Linked DNA regions of Homo sapiens: region 1 is linked to region 2. Evidence: chromatin loops called from intact Hi-C (ENCODE). Cell type or tissue: psoas muscle. All regions are shown on one strand. Links, peaks and the distances in the headings refer to the core of each region. The heading gives the core; the rest is flanking DNA.

What was found. Peaks named below come from ENCODE experiments on the same cell type or tissue, not always from the same donor. Only the 100,000 strongest peaks of a DNase experiment are listed, where the experiment ranks them.
Region 1: a loop joins it to region 2, with 2.7 times the contacts of the local background. A loop is called at or near these places in 12 of 110 quality-filtered maps.

The regions. Positions count from the first base shown.
Region 1 is chr6:159,736,583-159,748,764 of GRCh38, forward strand. WTAP (WT1 associated protein) reads left to right here. Exons shown (of 8, transcript NM_001270531.2): 3 at 2,408-2,463; 4 at 5,506-5,564; 5 at 7,083-7,210; 6 at 11,609-11,787. It also overlaps a transcript of SOD2 not described here. Among named protein-coding and RNA genes, the nearest start is that of WTAP, 15 kb to the left of the region's middle. In psoas muscle, for the core only: no CTCF peak of the experiment used is centred there; no DNase peak of the experiment used is centred there; H3K27ac peaks cover 1,581 bases.
Region 2 is chr6:159,676,438-159,688,619 of GRCh38, forward strand. SOD2 (superoxide dismutase 2) reads right to left here. Exons shown (of 5, transcript NM_000636.4): 3 at 11,689-11,805; 4 at 8,417-8,596; 5 at 1-6,201. The coding sequence ends at 6,056. Among named protein-coding and RNA genes, the nearest start is that of SOD2, 11 kb to the right of the region's middle. RefSeq lists a silencer at 10,880-11,130. In psoas muscle, for the core only: no CTCF peak of the experiment used is centred there; no DNase peak of the experiment used is centred there; H3K4me3 peaks cover 2,156 bases; H3K27ac peaks cover 2,193 bases.

The sequences.
Region 1 (12,182 bases), core at 1,281-9,280, 58 kb after region 2:
TTAATGTTCATTATGTAAATATTTCCAGGTACATATATACAAATAATGTCAAAAATGGACATTATGAGTATATTATTATTCTTTTCCTAGTGTAAATCCCTTTGATTGTAATTAAAAACTACTTTATTAAAAAAATGGTTATAGCTAATTTTCAAATTCTACCTTTTTCTCTGAAGTTTTGTTGTCTAGTCTCAAATCTCCCCCTGTTGTGCATTCCTACCTTGAGTTTAATTACTCTTACATACACACACATACACACACACAGTGGCTGTTATAAAAGAGGTAACATCGTCTCTAGGAGGAATTTGTGATTCAATTGGGAAAGCTTACTAAACTTAATATTTAAGTGAATAATTTAGATATTACAGAAGTTTCCTATTGTGGAGTCAGATTACTCATTAAATGAATAAAGGATTGTATTATGCTTTCATAATCTGAGAATTACTGTGTGCTCCCTCTGGTACCCTTTGATTTTCCTCCCTTGGAACAGGGTCTTGCTCTCTTGCCCAGGTTGGAGTGCAGTGGTGCAATCTTGGCTTACTGCAGTCTCCGCCTCCTGGGCTCAAGCGATCATCCCACCTCGGCCTCCTGAGTATCTGGGGGCTACAAGTACGTGCCACCACGCCCAGCTAATTTTTGTATTTCTTGTAGAGATGGGGTTTTACCATGTTGCCCAGGCTGGTCTCGAACTCCCGGGCTCAAGAGATAGCCACCTGCCTCTGCCTTCCAAAGTGCTGGGATAATAGGCATGAGCTGCCTCTGGCAGCCTTTCAATATGTTACATTATAATAGTTCCCTCGTTCCATTTTATGGTAATACTATTTTACTGGTTAGTATTATAATTTGAAACATTTTTAAGGAAAAAAATTTAAGTGTCTTGTAAGGGAATACTAATAAAGCCTTTATTTTATTTTTATTTTTTATTTTCTGAGACAGAGTCTCACTCTGTTGCCCATGCTGGAGTGCAGTGGTACAATCTTGGCTCATTGTGGCCTCATACCCCAGCTTATGCGATCCTCCCACCTTTGCCCCCCAAAGTAGCTCAGACTACAGGTGTGCCACTACGCCTGGCTAATTTTTGTATTTTTTGGTAGAGATGGGGTTTTGCCATGTTACCCAGGCTGATCTTGAACTCCCGAGTTCAAGATATACTCCCGCCTCAGTCTCCCAAAGTGCAGGAGGCATGAGCCACAATGCCCAGCCAAAGCCTTAATTTTATACTGAGGTAGGAGAGGTATCTCACCTTTACAGCCTTTATTTGGTGTAGTGAATATACTGTTTCTCAATTTTTGAAGCATGTTAGCTTATGCCCTTCTTTCAGCTTTTTGTTTTGAAATAATTATAGATTCATAGGAAGTTGCAAATAAATGTACAGAGAGGTTCTGTGCAACTTTCACTGAGCCTGCTTCATTGTTAACACCTTGCGTGACTAGCAGACATCTCTAATAACTGTGAAAATCAGGGAATTGACATTGGTACAATCCACAGAGCTTATTCACATTTCACGTTATACTAGCACTGTTATTGGGGGAAGTGGGGAAGAGCTATATGCACTATTATCATGTCTAGCTTTGTGTAACCATCATTAATCAAGATACATATCTGAACTATCACCATAAAGCTTCATCGAGTTATTCTTTTATAGCCACATCTACCCCGTCCCTCTCCATGCCTGACCCCTGGCAACCACTAATTTATCTCCATTTGTATAATTGTTACTTCAGAGTGTTATATAAATGTAATCATGTAGTATGCATCTTTTTGAGACTATTTTTTTTCCTTCCACTTAGCACAGTTTCCTTAAGGCTTATACAAATTGTTTCATGTATCAGTAGTCCTGTTTCTTTTTATTGCTTAAAGTGTTCCATGGTGTGGCTGTATGATAGTTCAATCATTTGCCTGTTAAAGGACATTTGGATAGTTTTCAGTTTTTTAGCTTTTACAAGTAAAGCTGCTTGCATGTTTTCATTTCTTTGAGATACATGTTTAAGAGTGCAACTGCTGAGTTATATGGCACATTCATTTTTAGTTGTATTAATAAAAGGAACTGCCATACTTCTTCAGATACCATTTTTATATTCTCACCTGCAGTGTAGGAAACTTCAGTTTCTCTGAATCCTCACCAGCGTTTGGTGTTGCCACTAATTTTTATTTTAGCCATTCTAATCAGTGTGTGGTGATACCTGGGGTTTTAATGTGCATTTTCCTAATGATGATGCCCATTGTTAAGATACCAAATAGTTTACCTTAAAAAAAAAAAACTTTTGTAATAAAATACTTTTTCAAAAAATCATAATATGTACTGAGCCGTTTAAATCTCACACTTGGGAGATGTTTCATAGGTCTCATTATAGAACTTTGTGTCTTCAGGAAGAACACTAAATTCATATTGTAATTCTCTTTATAGGTTCGATTGAGTGAAACAGACTTCAAAGTTATGGCAAGAGATGAGTTAATTCTAAGGTAAAATGTTCTCTGTTCAAAAACAAAGTCTTTCTATAGAACATTATATTGTGACTCTACACTGTAATTGTCTTTGTGCCAGATATTGTTTTTAATGTTGTTCTATCCTCAAATAATTTAATGTACTTTTTGAGCATACTATGACCTATTTCTTATATTAACACCGAGGAAAACGTAACACTTTAAAGAACTACTAGGAAGCTATAAGTTTAACAAATATATGGCTTGTTTTGTGTAGTTTTTCCTTTCGTGTTTAACATTTGAAAAAGAAATGTAATCCTAAAAGATGCACTTATATTTATGGAAGAAATACATAATTTACTAATGAAGTGAGGTTACTTTTTCTTATTAGTGTGACCTTCACCAGCTCATATAACTTCATACTCTTCATTTTCTCATCTGTAAGTTGAAGAGGTTGGGTTAAGTTATTGTTAAAGGTGACTTCCAGTTCTGAATTTCTGCGGTTATCTTGTAAATGTCTTACAAAAGCAGATTGTCAAGTACAACGTATAATCTTTTTAGATTGTGTAAGAAATCAGGAAGTAGGATGTTCTGTGTTTTGTAATTTAAATATATTCTTTCTGTATTTTATTGCTATGGTTAGTAAGTTTCTTGATAACTTAGATAAAAATAAAATAAGTATTTTAACAGGCTGAAAGCGGAGGAGAGAAAAGATGTTTTGTGAGATAGGCTAACACAGATTTTGTTGTTTCCTAGAGTGTGACAATTTCCTACTTTCACCTTTGGACAGCTACTGTATTATGAACACACTTTTTACCTTTTTTTTTTTTTTTTTTTTTTTTTTTTTTTTTGCCATAATCTCATACATAGGACAGTTTCCATTGCATACCTTTGTCTTTCTGCACATAAAATTTAAATTTTTGTTATTCTAAAACACTTCTGTCTTATGCTGAAGTATATACTTAAGATACACTACTACTCAATGCTGGGTTTTTTTTTGTTTGTTTTAATGTGCATATAAATTATAATAGAGGTGAGGTGCTGCTCAGGCTGGTCTTGAATGCCTGGCCTGAAGTGATTCTCTCACCTTGGCCTCCCAAAGTGCTGGGATTACAGGCATGGGCCACCATGCCTGGCCATGATTTTTTTTTTCCCTGTCTCTGGCATTGTATACTTTTTTTAATGCCTTCTTACATAATTGCTCTGGTTAGTCTGTGCAGTCATTTTTTTGATTTAACTGTAGGAGGGGAAAAATCAGTAATCTTAATAAAGAATCATAGAAATGTTTTATTTTAAGATACCTTTAAGGTTTCTAAATCATATGCAGTGTATTTCCTTGAGGTCAGTTTAACATCTTTCCTTAGGGAATTCATGTAAGACTTTTAGGCGAGTTTTTTCTCTTTGATTCCCTTGGAGATTTTAAACCAGCTGCTACTTATTTAACTAGTCTGTGCCTTCTATCCTTGTGATATACATGTTCTTGCTTCAGTTTTTATATTTTTCTGTACTTCTAAAATAAATCGTTCTTTTATAGCCTCCACTGAAGATCTTTCTCTATACATCCCCAAATATTTGGTAAACTACGTGTCTTAGGTTGTAAGTGCCGTAAAAATAAAGCATGGCCTTGGCTGAACATCAGTGTTTACATAGAAAGTGGATTAGTTTGGTATTAGGAAGGTTTTTTTTTTTTCTTTTTTCTTTCTTTTTTTTTTTTTTAAGACAGAGTCTCGCTCTGTCACCAGGCTGGAATGCAGTTGCGCGATCTCGGCTCACTGCAACCGCCGCCTCCCGGTCAAGCGGTTCTCCTGCCTCAGCCTCCCAAGTAGCTGGGACTACGGGCATGCGCCACCATGCCCTGCTAATTTTTTTGTATTTTCAGTAGAGACGGGATTTCACTGTGTTGGCCAGGATGGTCTTGATTTCTTGACCTCATGATCTGCCCGCCTCGGCCTCCCAAAGTGCTGGGATTACAGGCACGAGCCTTTTTGTTCATTATGTTGTAATATTAATAACTCATGACAAGCCTGTTTTTAAGATTATAAAATGGTTTTCTAAAGCCAAATTTTAATTAATTGTACCTGAAGAGCAGCTTGAAAACATGGCTCTTAAGTATGCAGGATAGCAGACATTCAGGGCAGGGTGCTTTCCATTAGGAACTGCCTAATAAGACTAGGAAAAATCTTTATTGCTAAGAGGACCTAGCAGTGTATATATTCAGGGTAGAGAAGTATAATGAAGAACAACGGTCCCCTTGTATTCTGATAGCATATGGCATTTATGCAGGTTTCTGACAGTTAGATGTGATTGTTAAATTACAGTCTTGAAAAATGTTATATTCTCCCCCTGTGTTTACAGGCAGAAATTGATACTACCTTGAGAAGAGTCACATGGTATTTTCCCAAAAGAGCCAAGATAAAGAACCTTCAATTCTACATAATGAGGCACATTTCTAATATGCCTTTTGTTCTAAGTGGACAACATATGAAAGCAGCAGTGGGATTTTTTTTTCAGCTTCTATAATCCAGGATTATCCTGAACATCAGTGATATCAAAGTGAATCTGGGGTTTGATCTCACCCAGGGCATGCTTGGCATGTTCTCAGCAGAAAAAACCTTCTCTATATATCTCTTTTTACCTGTTTCCTGTAAAATGGGAAGGAATAATGAGGGACTATTTTATGATCAGTTAAACTAGATTTAGGCTGGGTGTGGTGACTCAGGCCTGTAATTTCAGCAGTTTGGGAGGCCAGGGTGTGAGGATCATTTGAGCTCGGGAGTTCAAGACCAGCCTGGGCAACGTAGTGAGACCCCATCTCTACAAAAAAATGAGCCATGTGCCTTTGGTCCCAGCTATACAGGAAGCTGAGGCAGGGACATCGCTTGAGCCCAGACCCTGTTTGCGCCACGCTGCACTCCAGCCTGGGGGACAGAGCGAGACTCTGTCTAAAAAAAACTAGATTTAAAATGAAAAATCCAGAAGAATGCTCAGTATTACTAAAATCTGTGAGTTTATAGATATCTTCTAGTTTATTTAATAAACTATTTTATCGTAACAACTAATGTATGGATTTTTTTTTATTAGATGGAAACAATATGAAGCATATGTACAAGCTTTGGAGGGCAAGTACACAGATCTTAACTGTAAGTTTGAGTTTTAGCTTCCTAAAGACTGAATAATCTCCTTTTGATTGTTAAAATCAAAAGGATAGTTGTTTTTATTAAAGCAAATGTAATTTTTCTCGTGTTTTATTATAAGAACTGTACATAGGCACTGTGTTGGGTGCAAGAAAATATAAAGATGAATGAGACACAGTCTCAGTCATTGGAGAAGACAGAGGTGTAATAGTCATGTAATGGCATGACTTAGCAAAATTATATGCAAGGTTCTGAATATAGATGCAGTAACTCAGAACTACTTGAAACTTTTCTTACTTGTCCCTAACCCCTTCTGCATAGGAATTTGACTTGAAGCATGAGTTACTAGTCTAGAAGAGAAATAAACAGAAGCAACCAGTAACAGATTTATGACAGCTTAAATCAATATATATAACTTAATAATATATACAGATTTTTTTAAATCTGCTGAAAATAACGTTTATCATTTTAAGCCATTTTAGTCTCACTTTTTACTGTTTGAATCACATACTATTTGTTGAGTATAAAAACCAATATATATTGTTTTGTAACTTCAGAAGGGTTAATACCCTGAAATTCTAATTTTGCGTGACTGTGTTACCCATAGAAGTCATGAACATTGTGAAAGTTTAAGGCTAGGCACAGTGGCTCACACCTATAATCCCAGCACTTTGGGAGGCCAAGGTGGGAAGATCACTTGAGCCCAGGAGTTTGAGACCAGCATAGGCAACATAGGGAGACCTTGTCTCTACAAAAAAAAAAAGAGTCAGGAGGATCACTAGAGCCCGGGAGGTCAAGGCTGCTGCAGTGAGCCCTGATTGTGCCACTGGACTCCTGCCTGGGTAACAGAATAAGATCCTGCCTCAAGTTTAAAATACAAATTGTCCAGCAGTTATTACTATTTTATTTATTTATTTGTTTGTTTGAGACAGGGTCTCGCACTGTTGCCCAGGCTGGAGTGCAGTGGCACAATCTGGGCTTAGTGCAACCTCTGCCTCCCAGGTTCAAGTCATTGACCTGCCTCAGCCTCCCAAGTAGCTGGGATTACAGACATGCATCACCACGACTGGCTAATTTTGTATTTTTAGTAGAGACGGTGTTTCACCGTGTTGGTTAGGCTGGTCTGAAACTCCTGACCTCAGGTGATCTACCTGCCTCAGCCTCCCAAAGTGCTGGGATTACAGGCGTGAGCCTCTGTGCCCAGACAGCATTTTTATATTAAATAGGTTAAAACATACTAATCAGGATTTTGTGAATACTGTATAACACAGATGTTTTCTGTCTTCTGTTGGGAGTAGATGAAACTATAAAAACATAATTTAGTTAGTAGTCATGGAGCACTATGACACCATTGTCTCCTAAAGGAGCTCTCGTGACCAGGAAGAAATTCGCCTGTTATAAAAGTAGTTAGGATGGAAACTAAAGACTTGATTAATTTTTTGACCCTAGTTCTTATTGTTCTTGACAGAGGTATTTAGAACTTGATCTTAAAATTGTATTTATAATTTTTTTTTGAATCATCAGCTAATGATGTAACTGGCCTAAGAGAGTCTGAAGAAAAACTAAAGCAACAACAGCAGGAGTCTGCACGCAGGGAAAACATCCTTGTAATGCGACTAGCAACCAAGGAACAAGAGATGCAAGAGTGTACTGTAAGTATTTCAAGTTATATAAATGTCTTTAGTTGAGGAATTGGTTTTTAGTCCACATTATTACATGTTAATTTTAAACATTTAATGCTAAATATAAGAGCTTATCTTTTATAGGTACGTATGCTTTGAGCTTTAAGAATACTAGATGAAAAATTTTGATAATGTCTCATTTAGACTGTTTTTTGTGGCCAAGAAGGCAAAGTTTTAAGTTTTTTTTGAAATTTTCATGCCTTATAAGTATTAGTTCATCAATTCCAGACATTTTTCAGATATCTTGGTGTCTGAGGATGTAATCAATAAAAGAACATTTGCTCTTTATTGCTTTACTTTCACTGATTAGGAAAGCCATCTGAGGACTTTATCTCTGTTCTCTTGTCCCCTCTGTGTATAGAACTGTTTTTCCTAGTGTCAGCAACCTCTTTAGTGTCTCCTTTTTAATTGTTAGAACTTTGATGTGTACTGTGTAGTATTTACTATGTCTACGTAGATCTGAAATCTAGTGACATAATTGATCATCCAGCTCTGGTAGTTTAGGCTCAATCTTACGGTGTAATTATACAAAATAATTAGAGGCAGCTGTATCCTTGTTTCTGATTTTAAAATCTGAATGTTTCTTCAATTCTTTGTGTACTCTCCCTTCATTTGGTACATATAGAAGTCTTCTTATGTGTTATTAAAGTCTTCTAAGATAGTATTCTGGTCATTGGAGACACCAAAAATCTATGGGCACAGTCCTGTTCTGTTTCTTTTGCCAATAGAATGTTCCTTAAGGTTCAGTCACAGTCCTTTTACTTCCCTTACAGAGATTGTTTAAATTTCCACAAAAGCACGTATTTACTCTTCTTTCACTTGTTACTAAATGACTTCTTCACATTTTACTTTGCTAAAGGCTGGCTTTTATCATTTTCTTTACTTTTTTTTCCCACTAACCCCCCCGCCCTTTTCTTGAGACAGGGCCTCTCTCTCATCCAGGCTGGAGTGCAGTGGTGTAATCACACCTCACTTCAGCTTCCCGAGTAACTGATTTCAGGTGTGCGCCACCAAGCGCAGCTAATTTCTTAATTTTTGTAGAGATGAGGTCTTCCCTATGTTGCCCAGGCTGGTCTTGAACTGCTGTACTTTGGCAATCCTTACTCCTTGGCCTCCCAAAACTGTTGGGATTATAGGTGTGAGCCATCGCACCTGGCCCATTATCATTTTCTCTACCTTCTTAACACATTTTGTCCTTTTGTTTCTATCAGTTTTGTTGTAATTCTTACCACCACTGATACTTCTTTCTCCATAGTTACTAATGAATGTTTTAACAAATTTCCCTTTACACGAGAAATGGATCTTACCTTTAGACTGCTAGCACTTGGGAGATAGAGTGTGAATAGAAGGTGTTGATGGTAATATCTCATAGGATCAGAATGTCTTGAATTCCATTTCTCTTCCGGATTCCTACTCTTGACATCATAGTTGATGTGTGCACATCACAATGTTTGTGCTATTCATGCACATCTGATTCTCCATCTGTCCTATATGCGCTGGCAGTTTTGATCATATTACGCCTGGTCAAGGCCTTCGGTGATACCTCATCACTCTTGTCTCCTCGACCTGGATTTTAAGGTTATTTCAACTATAATGGAACCTAACCTTTTCCAGCTTTTTTTTTTTTTTAAAACAGCTGTCACCTGCATACGCCAGCTGAACAACTTCCTGTTCTTCCAATTATAATACAAGTGAGGTTTTGCAGACAGGGCAGGGCAGCAGGAGCAAAATCACAAGGAAAGGTCAAGATTATATATGGCAGATGAGGATAAAGTTTCAGGTGAGAGTGAAAAAAGATGAGGTCAGCCTGGAATCTTGGGTATTCTAGAAGAGAGGGGACTACTGAAGAATTCTTCAGCAAGAGATGTATGTGATGGATCAGATTTAGATTTACATTTTAGGTAGATCACTCTGACTTGAGTATGAAAGATAGATTTGAGAGGAACAGGACTTTAAGCAGGAAAACCAATTGTGAGGCTGTTAAAATAGTTCAGATGAAATACATGAAGCCACTGGTGGTAGCAGACAGGACAGAATAGGTGTTTTGGAGGCACAATCAATAGGACTTGTTTAGTTTGGATGCTGTTGTGGAAGGAATGAAAAAAATCTAGGGAGGAATCACAGCTTCAGGTTTGTCTTGTTTGACTGAGTAACGATGCTACTAGGATAGATCCTACAAAGATCAAATTTTAAAAGAAGAGTAGAGTGTGGTGTTAGGAAAACAGGAAATCCAGCATTCCCTCCTCCTTCCCCAAAATACAAAGTGATTAAAACAAAGGCATACATAAAGTTCTGTACAATACGAATTTAAAATTGTTCGTTAGATTTGGCAGTTAAGAGGTTGTTGGCCAAGGAAGCCAAAAGATTGGATACCCCTGCTCTAGAGGAACTGTCAAGTGGGAAGTGAGAGAAACTAAATTTAAAGAGTAGAAAGAATGGGAGTGATGTACTATAGGAGTTTGGAGGGAATAGGTTAAGCGAATGGTTGAAAGGATTGGCCCTGAGAAGGAGGGTTTCTTACCCTCTTGAGTGAAAAATAGTGGAAAGGTTTGTATTAGGTACCTGTCCTTTAAAACAGAGCTGCTGCATTTACCCTTGGTGTTTCAAATTAAGCTAAGCTTAGAAAAAATAAAATATACATCCTTAGGAATCTATTTGTGTAGATCTTTTGTTTGTCCAGCATACTAACTCATCCATTTGATCTTTTAATAATAATGCTTTATTTCTTTGTCTACATGCAGTCTTTGCCAAGTACATCAGTAGTCAATTTAGTTAGTTTTGAGCGTAAGGCATAAATTAGCCACGTAGTTACTATATTCTTAACTATATACTGTATTCTTAACTATATTTTATTTTGTTGGTAAGTAAAATCTGTCATTTTTGTTCACCTCAGTGGTATTTCTGTTTTTCATTTAGTCTTTTGCCAATCAACTCAAAATAGATTTAGGAATAAAACTAACTTTGAAAACACTTTACTCAGTGTTCTCTTCCCTAGAACATGGAATTTATTCTAGTCTGATTCACCTCTCTTTTCATGAATGAAAGTGTTGACTATTGGGTCTTTGTAAAGCTAAATAGTAACTGAGTCTCAGTCAGTGCTGTAGACTGTTTTAATCAGTCCTGTCAGTACATGGAGTGCACTGTAAGTCATGGTTTATTCTCGCTCTGTTATCTTAGCAGCTGGCTTCACATTGACTATGCAGTTGTACTAGATTTTTGCTCAGTGAAACAAATATATTCCCAAACCACTTAGTATATTTGTTCCTTTTACTAAATTTATATTAGAAAATTTTAACTGTAATCCTATTTAAGCCTTAGTATGGAGTTAGATCTTGGGCCAGATCTACTTTGAGTATGAAGAAAATGATGAATTTAATGCTAATAACTATATTTCATATTTTAGAAATGTATTTTTAGTGTGCTAGTAAATAGCACAACTGAAGTCGAAATTGAAGGTTTCATATGTAAGTAGAAGGGTTCTGGTATGGTGGAAAAAGCTCTAGACTGGGAATCAGAAGGCCGGAGAACTAGAATTGTAGTCCCGCTATGGCACTGAACTAAACAGTTGGGTTATTTAATCTCAAAATAAGCAGTTTGGATTAGGTGAGTTACTTTCCAGCTTTACAATTCTATGATTCGGATCTATTCAGAAGGGGAAAAATATGAATTATACTTTATTTTGGCTTAAGGTCCTATAGAGTTTTGCTTTTATAAAGCTGTAACAGCAACTCTTGTAGCTATAAGTACTGTATATTTTTTCCTTTAGAAATTCAAATGTGTATTTTAAGTTATAATCTTGCACCTGATGTATTTTTAGGGGACTTTACATAGAATAATTTCCACAGGTAAAAAATTAAGCAAACCAAAGACTTCATTAACTCTTAGGTAATTAATATTTTAAACTTTGCTTTTTTCCACTGGGTTGTCAGCATTTTTAGTAAATATAATGTTGATTTTCGTTTGTTTTTTGGTAATGTTTGGATTGTAAAGTAAAATGTATGTAGCCACTTTAAGTCCCAGATTTGGAGATGTAATCAAATGGCCTCAATTCCTAAGTGAGTAACCTTAAATAGTTATTTTTTTAATTGACAAATAAGTTTTTTACATATTCAAGGACTACTACATAGTGATGTTTCAATACATATAATGTATAGTGATCAGATCGGGGTAATTAGCATATTCATCAAATAGTTTTTAGTCTGTACTTTTTCTAGAAAGTTTTAAGATTTTTCTAGAGAATTTCAGGATCAAAGAGGGGAGGAGCTTAATGAAAGAGTTGGTAAATCAAGTGAATGGAGGGAGTTTTCCCCACCTTCTTATGTATGTTTCCTTTGATTTGGTCGTAATTGTTTCTTTTGCTTTGCACAGACTCAAATCCAGTACCTCAAGCAAGTCCAGCAGCCGAGCGTTGCCCAACTGAGATCAACAATGGTAGACCCAGCGATCAACTTGTTTTTCCTAAAAATGAAAGGTGAACTGGAACAGACTAAAGACAAACTGGAACAAGCCCAAAATGAACTGAGTGCCTGGAAGTTTACGCCTGATAGGTAAACAAATCATACTCCCCAGTCAAGACTTCCCTGACAGTCCCACTACGAGAAAGCTGTGGTGGGACAGCCAAGTACTCGTTTCCACACCAAGACTCAGACTTTTTGAGCCAAAAAAAAGCCACATTCTTACACTGTCCAGCTTGTAATGGTTAATGTAAAACTTACCAGATGAACCTTGTGTTTCAGCTTTTTTCTTTTCCCCTTCCCCTTGCTTCAGAGGCCTGATGGCGTCGGACTATTCCGAAGAAGTGGCCACCTCCGAAAAATTCCCCTTCTAGAACATGTAGACACTTGAGAAATGTTTCTGTTTGAAGAAAATAGAGGGAGAAACAGAAGTCTTAAGTCTGTGGCACACTGTGTCTTCAGACAGTTTGAAGGAATGAAAACCTAGA
Region 2 (12,182 bases), core at 2,975-10,974:
TCCTTTATAGGGACATGGATGAAGCTGGAAACCATCCTTCTCAGCAAACTATTCCAAGGACAAAAAAACAAACACCGCATGTTCTCACTCATAGATGGGAATTGAACAATGAGAACACTTGGACACAGGAAGGGGAACATCACACACCGGGGCCTGTCGAGGGGTGGGGAGAAGGGGGAGGGATAGCATTAGGAGATATACCTAATGTAAATGACGAGTTAATAGGTGCAGCACACCAACATGGCACATGTATACATGTAACAAACCTGCATGTTGTACACATGTACCCTAGAACTTAAAGTATAATTTAAAAATAAATAAGTAAAAAATAAAATGCCAGAGTTGGCACCTTAAGATCCTCTTTCACAGCAAAGGAGCAGGACTAAAACCAGGCATCTTGACCAATATCCCACAGGTGCTCTGGTAAAATCTCCAAGACCAGGACCCAGGTCTTCCAGTACCTAATTCAATGTTCTTTCCATGCCCACACAAAGGCAAGCAGCAGAAGGAGGAGCAAGCATAAGGCCTTCCCAGTCACCACAGCCATGCTGTCAAACCTCTCTGTGGATATGCTGTGTTAACTTCTGAGCCTTGGGGATACCCATATTTACAATATGATAAATACATTAAGTCACATTGTTTAATATTTGGATATGGGCCCAGACGCACAAATGAACAAGAACCTCATGTCCTGGGACTTCATGGAGCACAAATTATAGTGGGCAGAGAGGCAAACTTGGAATCACCGTGACGCTGGGCATCGAGACTACTGGGTGCAACAATGGGACACACTGAAAGATGACTAGCATGTCATAGGAACTTGAAAGCATTCGTGCTCCTTCCTTTTCACAAACTGAGAAATCTTAAATTTTTTTTAACGTGTCCCAGAAGCATCTTGACAACAGAAGCACTCTCATTACTGTAAAGCCCACAATGAATAGCAGACAGCATGACTTCACCCTAGACAGGTCATGCCAACTTCACATCCCTTTCCAAATAGTATGCCAGTACTATACCAAATAGTATACCACTTTAGGAAGAGTGGTACCAGGTGGTAAGCTCCTATATTCCAATGACCAGAGTAAAATATCACCAGAACTTTATGTAAAATACATCTTGTAAAAGTATGATTACTTTATTTTTCAGAGTTAAGGCAATAATCTGTGGTTGGTTAATGTTCTAAGATGTTACAAGAACTTTAAGAGACAGGGTCTCACACTGTCACCCAGGCTGGAGTGCAGTAGCACAATCATAGCTCACTACAGCTGCAAACTCCTGGGCCTGTGATCCTCCTGCCTTAGCTTCTTAGTAGCTGGGATGATAGGTGTGAGTAACCACAACCAGCTATTATGAGAAATATATAAAATACTATTTGTGATCATGTTATTTATAAGAAATATATATATTGTCTCAATCCTTGCTTGGTCTCTTGGCTCCTAAACCCCTTGAAGTATCTTTGGTTTGCCAATGAAATGATTGGTGGCTGGGAGCCTCTAGGTAGCTTCAGGACGGGGGGCTGCTTACCAGAAAGACCAAGGCAAGATTGGAGGGTTTGGACTCCCAGCCTCAACCCCCAACCTCCAGAAAGGGGAGAGAGGCTGAAGGTTGAGTTAATCGCCAATTGCCAATGGTAATGCTGACATAATGAAGCCTCCGTAAAACCCCAAAGGGTCGGGGTCCAGATGAGCTTCTGGGTAGCTGATGACGTGGAGAGAGCATGAAAGCTCCATACCCCTTCCCACATGCCTTGCCCTGTGCATCTCTTCCATCTGGCTGTTCATCTGTATTCTTTGAAATATCCTTTACAAGCCAGAGGCAATGGCTCACACCTGTAATCTCAGCACTTTGGGAGGCTGAGGTGGGTGGATGACTTGAGGTCAGGAGTTTGAGACCAGCCTGGCCAACAGAGTGAAACCCCATCTCTACTAAAAATACAAAAATTAGCTGGGCATGGTGGTGCACACTTGTAATCCCAGCTACTTGGGAGGCTGAGGCATGAGAATCGCTTGAACTCAGGAGGTGGAGGTTGCAGTGAGTTGAGACTGTGCCACCGCACTCCAGCCTGGGTGACACAGTGAGACTCCATCTCTAAATAAAAAAATAAATAAATGAAATATCCTTTACAATAAATTAGTATTGTAACCAATATGTAGTTTTAATAAAGTAATAAAATTAAAAATGGGTAAACATAAGTAGAGTGTTTCTCTGTGTTCTGGGAGCTGCTCTAGCAAATAAATCAAAACCAAGGAAAGGGTCACGGGAACCCCACTTTATAGCCAGTCAGAAGTATAGGGACTTGCGATTGGTATCTGGAGTGGGGGCAGTCTTGTGGGCTGAGCCCTCCACCTGTGGGATCTGACTCCAATTCCAGGTAGACAGTGTCAGAATTGAATTATAGGACATCCAGCTGGTGTCCACTGGACAACCTGGTGTAAAAGTATTGAGTGGTATGTGACAACAGCAAAAACACTTTGGTTTTGTCGTATATCCCTAATACTATGCTTTTAGGTTATCAGATGATGTTATTACAGATATGACTGGAGATACAGGTCTTGGTCTTAAGAGTAATATTTCAACTACCCATTATTTACTATTCCTTTCCCATGGAAACTCAGTGAAAATGACAGAAGATTATAGGATTTTTAAAGTTTTTGACATGCAAGCATAATGCAGACCTCTTTGATGGTTGACAGATTCTTTTATTAACAGTCAAAAACTTCACACAATTGGAAAATAAATGTTTCTTCAATGAATAATCAAACAAAAATTATCCAGGACCTTATAGGGTTTTCAGTATGTACCAGGCTTGATGCACATCTTAGAAGACAGGACATTATCTTGCTGGGATCATTAGGGTATGACTGAAAGTGAGAAACAGTAATTTGTAAAACATTTACCTAATAATAGCTTTCCCAAACAGTACTTCCCCTGGAATTAAAACAGGAAATACAATTTATGTTTATACGTGGTTTTAGATATGACTCAATATACATAGATTTTAACTTTATGGTTTGGTATTACTTTTTTAAAGGCGCTCAATAGAAATTCAAATCTCACTTTAAGACCATGAATTTCAAGTTGCAATGAAGTGTACAATAAAGTTGTGATTTCTCAACATCAAAGTTTAATTATTACAAAATAGTTCAAGCAACAGATAGAATTTCAAAAACAGTATTTGCTTTGCTTCCTTGTTTTGCTCCAACACTAATCATGCTGAGGTTTTTGAAGCACAGCTATGACTAGGGCAGGCACTGCTGATTCAGTCACAAAAACCCTTCTTGGATGAACAATACTTGTTCTTTTCAGAAGAAAAGCAATTTTACCTTTTCTATTTCTATTATGAAAAACAGAGCTAAACAATTTTTGTATTTTTAGTAGAGACAGGGTTTCACCACGTTGGCCACGCTGGTCTTGAACTCCTTCAAGTGTTCTGCCTGCCTTGGCCTCCCAAAGTGCTGGGATTACAGATGTGAGTCACCCCGCCCAGCCCTAAACAATCTTAAAGTCTCCTTTTCCACCAGATGACTAAAATCTTTAGTTTGTAAATTCCCTTAGTCTCTTAAAATCAATCTATCCAGAAGACAAGAAAGACAAACTTAGTGAAGGAAAGAATGCTTCCTCACTCTCTCACCAGAAAGCCAAAGCAAAAATAGAGCCCCACAGAAATTTCAACATTGAACATTTTTTAAATCTTAAAGCTTAGTAGGAATCAAAAAGCTTTATATAAGTCAGCAGATCTGCAAACCTTGTTAGTTCAATACAAACCATGATCTAGCAGACAACTTATATTCAAAAGCTCATCTTTCAAAAGGTTCCACCTTGCCCGTCTATTTAAACAGTCACGACCTTCCTTAGAGAGGCAAGCAGTAATCTTACATGACACATAAAAGCTGTTTCACTGTGACACATATATAATGAAAAGTAATCAGTCTCCAAAGTTTTTCCAATCCACAAGCATGCATACACACACACACATACACACACCGCTTTGGTACTCTTGTCTCTAATAATTTTTAAAGCCTACTTTTCTAACTGAATTTTAAAAGTACCTTGAATTTAAATTTTTTTTAAACTTCAGTCTTCAATATTGAAACTGCTAAGTTACCCCATTTTTCCATGAAAAAAAAATAGAAAAATAAACTTGGGGAAAAAATTAAAAATAAAAAATAAACTTGGGAAAACATTACTAAATAGGTTTAAGAAAAAAGCCTATATAGGCCAGGTGCAGTGGCTCACACCTGTAATCCCAGCACTTTGGGAGGCTGAGCCAGACGGATCACTTGAGGTCAGGAGTTCGAGACCACCCTGGCCAACATGGTGAAACCCTGTCTCTGCTAAAAATACAAAAAGTAGCCAGGCATGGTAGCATGCACCTGTAATCCCAGCTATTCAGGAGGCTGAGGTGGGACAATCACTTGAACCCGGGAAGTGGAGGTTGCAGTGAGCTCCGGTCGCGCCACTGCACTCCAGCCTGGGCAACAGAGCAAGACTCTGTCTCCAAAAAAAAAGAAAAAAAAAAAACGCCTATATAAAGAAAATATTCCAATAGGAGATAAACCTATGTACACAGAGTTGCTCACCCCAGCATTATCTGTAGTAACAATTAGAAACAAATGAAATATTCAAAAACAGTAAATTAGGCAGATGATGAAACAACATGGCAAATGTATGATGCTAAGCCAAATATACAAAAAGATCCCTGTGAGACGGAGCAGGGACCCCTCTTTGGGGTGTGCCAGGGGGATTCCCACAAGCACAGAAATAAAGGAGAATCTTGAGTTTCCTTCACCGAAAACTCCAGGCACCCAGCTCGCCCCGAGAAGGAAACCAGCAAGCTGATAAGCAAGAAGGTCATAACAGTTTCAAACAATAGCCAGGGAAGTTAGAGTCACCTAGAGACATCCTTAACACGTGCCCCTGAGCTACTTTTCAGAAACCCAGACCCCCACCAAATGGATTCACACAGACGTCAGATAAGGGGGAACACCAGGGACTAAACTCTGACCTCCATTCTTTGCTCTCAGTTTCTTCCTGAGGGGCCTGGCCAGACCTTAATGTTCCTTTCTGCGGACCCCAAGTTTTTAGACAAAGCTTTGCTTCCTTAACCAATCACAAATCAGGGAGTCTTTGAATCCACCATAACCTGTAAGCCCGCCCCCTGCCTACCCCACTTCACCTTTCAGGCCAAACCAATATATAAGCTTCATGTAGTGATTTACAATTTTGGTATACAGCCATACCACCCTGAAGGCACCCGATCTCGACTGATTTACAATTTTGCCTTTAACTTCTGCTTTCCTGAAATTTACCACTGCCTTTAAATACTCTAGCTTGTAGGTCATCATGGAGATTGGGTCTCAAGCATGAGCTGCCCAATTCTCCTTGCTTGGCGCCCTGCAAATAAACATCCTCCTTTCTCCTACTGCAAAAACCACCTTTTTGCAGTTTTGCTGTTGAAGTTTGCCTTTACTGTGCAGGTGAGCAAACCCCAGTTCAGTTCACCTGCTACATTTAAACAGTATACAGCTCTATTTGCAAAAACTATACAGGAACATTTGACCTAACAAAAACCACTGGGTGACATCTACCAGAAGTATCACTGCAGAGGATTACTCGACAAAAAGTGCAATTTTCTATAGAAAGCCGAGTGTTTCCCTTGGGAAAGTGTTAATATTTTATTTTTAAGTAACTGGGGCAAAAGACTAGATTTTCTATAACTGCAATAGAATAGGACTAGAAAGGCATCCCTACAAGTCCCCAAAGTATATGGATGGAATATTTTTGATGGTTTTATAAATGACAATTGTAATTTAGCTCTCTGAAGAAAATGTCCAATCAGATTCAATCACACAAAGCATTTACTATTTTCAATCACTTGCCCAATAACAAAATGTTTAGTAAGAAATTATTCAGAACATTAAGTTGTTTATGAAATAAGTGACTAAGCAACATCAAGAAATGCTACAATAGAGCAGCTTACTGTATTCTGCAGTACTCTATACCACTACAAAAACAGTCATAAAGAGCTTAACATACTCAGCATAACGATCGTGGTTTACTTTTTGCAAGCCATGTATCTTTCAGTTACATTCTCCCAGTTGATTACATTCCAAATAGCTTTTAGATAATCAGGCCTGACATTTTTATACTGAAGGTAGTAAGCGTGCTCCCACACATCAATCCCCAGCAGTGGAATAAGGCCTGTTAGAAAGAAGGGGAAAACAAACCAACCATCAGTTTCAGTCTAAAACATTGCATCTTCTCAATTTCAACTTTTATTATTCTACTCACACAAAATTACCCTTTGTAACAATCTCATTCACTTGTTTTTTTATATAAGTAGGAAATCTAGATAAGAATGAATATTCCTATAAAATATTTTTAATTCACTGTTTACAAAGAAAATGTGACAAATACTAACAATAAAATAGACTTGGGAAAATTAACAACAGTACTTTAATAGCTATTCTTAAAAATACCAACAAATTAATTCAAGAGCCAATTCCCAGCCTTCCTCATGGTGGTCTTAGGAGCAGCAGGAAGGGTGGGTTACATCTGTGGGAGCAGGCAAAAGCCCACTGAGAACCTCCTCCAAAGGGTCTGGGCACTCACAGGGGTTTACGAGGAACCAGCTCTGCTCCCCAAGGCTAATTTTAATCTTTGGGAATACAGAGCAGTTGGAGGACACAGTGTTTTCAGAAATTAAGTGAGGTAAATGAAGAATTTAGTTCTATCTGTAAAACATCCATTTAAAAAAACTTTTGGTCTGGGCGCAGTGGCTCAGGCCTGTAATCCCAGCACTTTGGGAGGCCGAGGCAGGCAGATCTCTTGAGGTCAGGCGTTCGAGACCAGCCTGGCCAACATGGTGAAACCCCGCCTCTACTAAAAATACAAAAAATTAGCCTGGCGAGGTGGCAGGCGCCTGTAATCCCAGCTACTCAGGAAGCTGACGCAGGAGAATTGCTTGAACCTGGGAGGCGGAAGTTGTAGTGAGCCAAGATTGCGCCACTGCACTCCAGCCTGGGCAACAGAGTGAGACTCCATCACGCACACACAAAAACACTCAAAATAAATTATAGCTCTCTCTACAAAAACAATTCTTAACCAGTATGTCTTGATCAGTTGTGAGGGAGGTCACTAGTAATTTATTATTAATAATTTCAAGTAGCAAAATTTATTAATGATTTTTATAAACAAAAGGCCATGACATTCCCTCATTTTCCTTCTAATGTGCTTTCCACAGGGAGAGGAAGGAGTGTAGCTGGGACTCACTTACAAATATCAGCCTTTCTGGTCATGCAGCTCTACAAATAACCTGACTCTACAGATCGGTGCTTACAAATTTTTTGTGGCTTTTACAAATTGTTATGCCATGTCACTGTCCCAAAAGAGCTGTTCAGATTCTGCCAAAATCTGGGTCTATCCTGTGAAGTGAGCCACAGATCAAGAGTATTCCAATGTCAGGGGTAGAAGAAGGGGCAGAGAATGACTGTTGTTGATGTGAAGGTATCACTTTAAGTTCAAAGTCCCAACCCTCTGCCAGACAACTCATGGCTCTATTTCCCATACTCTTCAGTGACATTTTTTAAATCCAATTAGGCTCAACAGCAAAGTATTTGGTGAGCCCAGCCTGGCACTTCCAAGCCGAATATTTTCATATACTCTACCAAAGAGCCCCAGAAAGGCAGAAGGTCTGGAAACCTGAGATCTAGTCCCAGTTTAACCTCAAATGCTCAGCAGAGGAGGTAACAGTACAAGCTCTGAAATCAGTCTCTGCTTGTATTTCTTTTCCTCACTCTTGTTCTATAGCTAATTTTTTTTTTATTTTAGTACATATAATTATCTAAGCTGATATTAATTCTCTGTAGAATGAAGCAGGGTTAATAAGTAAAACATTTGGCTGGGCATGGTGGCTCATGCCTGTAATCCCAGCACTTCAGGAGGCCGAGGCAGGCAGATACCTGAGGTCAGGAGTTCAAGACCAGCCTGGCCAACATGGTGAAACCCTGTCTGTACTAAAAACACAAAAATTAGCTGGGCATGGTGGTATGTGCCTGTAATCCCAGCTATTTGGGAGGCTGAGGCAGGAGAATCACTTGAACCCAGGAGGCGGAGGTTGCAGTGAACCGAGATCGCACCACTGCACTCCAGCCTGGGCAACAGTGAGATCTGTCTCAAAAAAAATAAATAAAAATAAAACATGTTTGTTAATGTACCTATAAAATTACGTGTACTTAATTTTATGAAATATCAGGACTTCTAAAACATTTTTACTTACACAAGACTCTGGGTGTTATCTGTTAAGATTTGCAAATTATTACATGTTCTTAAAACACTGTTAGTTTTCCTTATTTCTAGTTGAATGCTTTACAGTAGAGCATCTCTCCCAAATGAAATCACAATTTTTAAATCTAACCTGTTGTTCCTTGCAGTGGATCCTGATTTGGACAAGCAGCAATTTGTAAGTGTCCCCGTTCCTTATTGAAACCAAGCCAACCCCAACCTGAGCCTTGGACACCAACAGATGCAGCCGTCAGCTTCTCCTTAAACTTGTCAAAGGAACCAAAGTCACGTTTGATGGCTTCCAGCAACTCCCCTATTAAAAAAAAAATCCAAAACCACCCACAAATGAACAGATTTCAATAATTACAGTAAAATGTTATATTACATGTATTAAAATATTTTTGTCATAGGGCCCAAGAAATTAGACAACATCAGAATGCGACACCTGGATCTAAGTTTCACAATTTTAATTCACGTTTTTGTTTTTTATAACTTCAACTTTTTTTTTTTTTTTTTTTTTTTTTCATTTTTTACCTTTTGAGACGGAGTTTCACTCTTGTTGCCCAGGCTGGAGTGCAATGCCATGATCTCGGGTCACTGCAACCTCTGCCTCCCAGGTTCAAGCAATTCTCCTGCCTTAGCCTCCCGAGCAGCTGCGATTACAGGCACGTGCCATCACGCCCGGCTAATTTTGTGTTTTTAGTAGAGACAGGGTTTCTCCATGTTGGTCAGGCTGGTCTCAAACTCCCAACCTCAGGTGATCCACCCGCCTTGGCCTCCCAAAGTGCTGGGAATACAGGCGTGAGCCACCGTGCCCGGTTCAAATTTTATTTTAAATTCAGAGGGTACACGCACAGGTTTGTTACACGGGTATCATATGATGCTGAGGTCTGGGGTGCAATTGATGCCATCACCCAGGTAGCGAGCTTAGTATACAACAGTTTTCACCCCCCGTCCCCTTCTTTCTCCCTCCCTGCTCTGTCCTCAGTGTCTGTTGCTGCCATTTTTATATCCATAAGTACTCCATGTTTAGCTTCCACTTGCAAGTGAGACATGTGGTATTTGGTTTTCTGTTCCTGGGTTAATTCGCTTAGGATAATGGCCTCCAGCTGCGTAGTTCACATTTTTTAATGAATCGTGTTAGAGGGATTTCCCCACTCACTGTACTATCTTTGTTAGGAAAGAAATACTACTTTCTGTTAGCTTTTTCTTTTCCCTGAATAGAAAATTTTCCTTTGACTTCTACCCTCCTTCTTCTACGCCTCCATTTGGGAATAAAGTCATTGTTCTTCTCCAAGGCAGCCCAGCTCTTCCTGTCTTGATGGGCAGTTTTCTCTACGACTGAACTAAGGGTATACTTTAAGAGCTGTAATCCTTTTATTCTGTAGTAATACAGAATATAATTCTAGATTAGTCACATCAACTAAATCAACTGGGTCAAAATCTCACTTCTCTTATTCTACGGGTTTAAAAGTAATCATCTTTATAAGCACAAATGATGGAATGTGGTACAGATTAAACAAAAATGGCAGCATACCAAAACCACTGGTTGCATATGAATATATCTGATATTCTGGTAACTGACAAAACTTCAAAAGTATTAACCGATAGTCTAGAAGACTGAACTCAGAAAAAAAATAAGTTGGCCAGGCACGGTGGCTCACACCTGTAATCTTAGTACTTTGGGAGGCCGAGACAGGTGGATCACCTGAGGTCAGGAGTTCAAAACCAGCCTGACCAACATGGAGAAACTCCTCTCTACTAAAAATACAAAAAAATTAGCCGGGCATGGTGGCAGGCACCTATAATCCCAGCTACTCGGGAGGCTGAGGCAGAGAATCACTTGAACCCGGGATGGGCAGAGGCTGCAGTGAGCCAAGATCAAGCCACTTCACTGTAGCCTGGGCGAAAGAGCTAAACTCCATCTCCAAAATAATAATAAATAAAAACAAAAATAAAGAAAAAGTTGCCCAGTTTCCCAAGCTTACTCTCCTCATTCATCATTACCTTAAAATGAAATTGCTTATTTCAAGTGCATAAGATAGGCTGCCTTCCATAACACTGATTAAAAATGAACAATAAAACCACAGAAACTTAGGGTGCATATCCGGAGCCCAGAAACAAGAGACAAGAACTACATTTACGCCTCATGCCCTCCCTGGGTGAAGAAGATAATTAAAGTCATCTGGGCCTCCACAAGCTACACAGGAAGTCAAGGAAACAGTGATAGCGAACAAGACCATCTAGCCCTGTACTCTCCTCATTCCCTGAACACTTTTTAAAAATACCCAGAAAACCTAATTTCCTGGAACAACTGACTTTTTATCAGTTAGGAAAGAGTGAAAAATAGCAAATGACACTATAATTTAATTCTCAAAACAACACCATTGTTATCCCTGTATCACATAGATGAAAAAAGGTACAGACGGTTAACTATCTAATCCAGGCCCTAGAAACTAGTAGACAGAAAGTTCATCTTTTCTAGACTGGCGCGGTGGCTCACATCCATACCACAGCACTTTGGGAGGCCAAGGTGGGTGGATCACTTGAGGCCAGGAGTTCGAGACCAGCCCCGCCAACATGGTGAAACCCTGTCTCTACCAAAAATATAAAAATTAGCCGGGAGTGATGCCACATGCCTGTAATCCCAGCTACTTGGGTGGCTGAGACACAAGAATTGCATGAACCTGAAAGGCGGAGGTTGCAATGAGCCGACATTGCACCACTGCGCTCCAGCCTGGGCGACTGTAAGACTCCGTCTCAAAAAAAAAAAGTTCATAAAATGAAGTCTCTCAGTCTTTCCCTAATATGAAGTACCATCCAGAAACCAGAAGGTGGAGTTGATGTGATATTCTATGTTGGCGTGAACATAAAATCTTATGACATAACCCCATGAAAGCATTCTCCATTCCTACTTGTGTCCTTTTGAAAGTTACAACTTTTATCATACTCGTTGTTATGAAAAATATGCCACTATGATACCTCTGGTAAGAATAAGGTAACTTAGGCCAGGCACGGTGGCTCATGCCTGTAATCCCAGCACTTTGGGAGGCCAAGGTGGGCAGATCATGAGGTCAGGAGTTCAAGACCAGCCTGGCCAACATGGTGAATGAAACCTCATCTCTACTAAAAATGCAAAAATTAGCCAGGCGTGGTGGCGGGCGCCTGTAATCCCAGCTACTTGGGAGGCTGAGGCAGGAGAATCACTTGAACCCAGGAAGCGGAGGTTGCAGTGAGCCAAGACTGCGCCACTGTACTCCAGCCTGGGCAACAAGAGCAAAACTCTTGTCTCAAAAAAACAACAACAAAAAAAACAAAAAACAAGTATAAGGTAACTTCAGTAAATCAACAATCGATTCCTACTGTGCACAAAATGTAGATAAGGGTGCACCAATATATACCAACCTTTGGGTTCTCCACCACCGTTAGGGCTGAGGTTTGTCCAGAAAATGCTATGATTGATATGACCACCACCATTGAACTTCAGTGCAGGCTGAAGAGCTATCTGGGCTGTAACATCTCCTGAAAAGTTAAAATGCAAACACATTTTTTTGTAACTCCTACTTTTTCAACCACTGTATACATTATATTTTTTTCTTTGTAAGCTATTAGATAATGGGACCAGCTTATCTATAACATCCGTTTGTCCTAAAATTCAGCACCCCCCCGCCCCAAAATTATTTGTCCCAGACATGCTGAACAACTGATGAAGGACCTAGCAGAGGTGGAAAAGCTAGAAAATTCACTCCTGGCTGCTAGGCTCAGGGATCTCTTAGATAGAAGAGATTTTAGGAAATGAAACACCAAAGAGGACAATCAAAATAATAGAATGCTAAAATGTATGGCTCAACATACAGACTGTACAGAAAACCTTCAACTCTCACTTTCAAGACAGACGA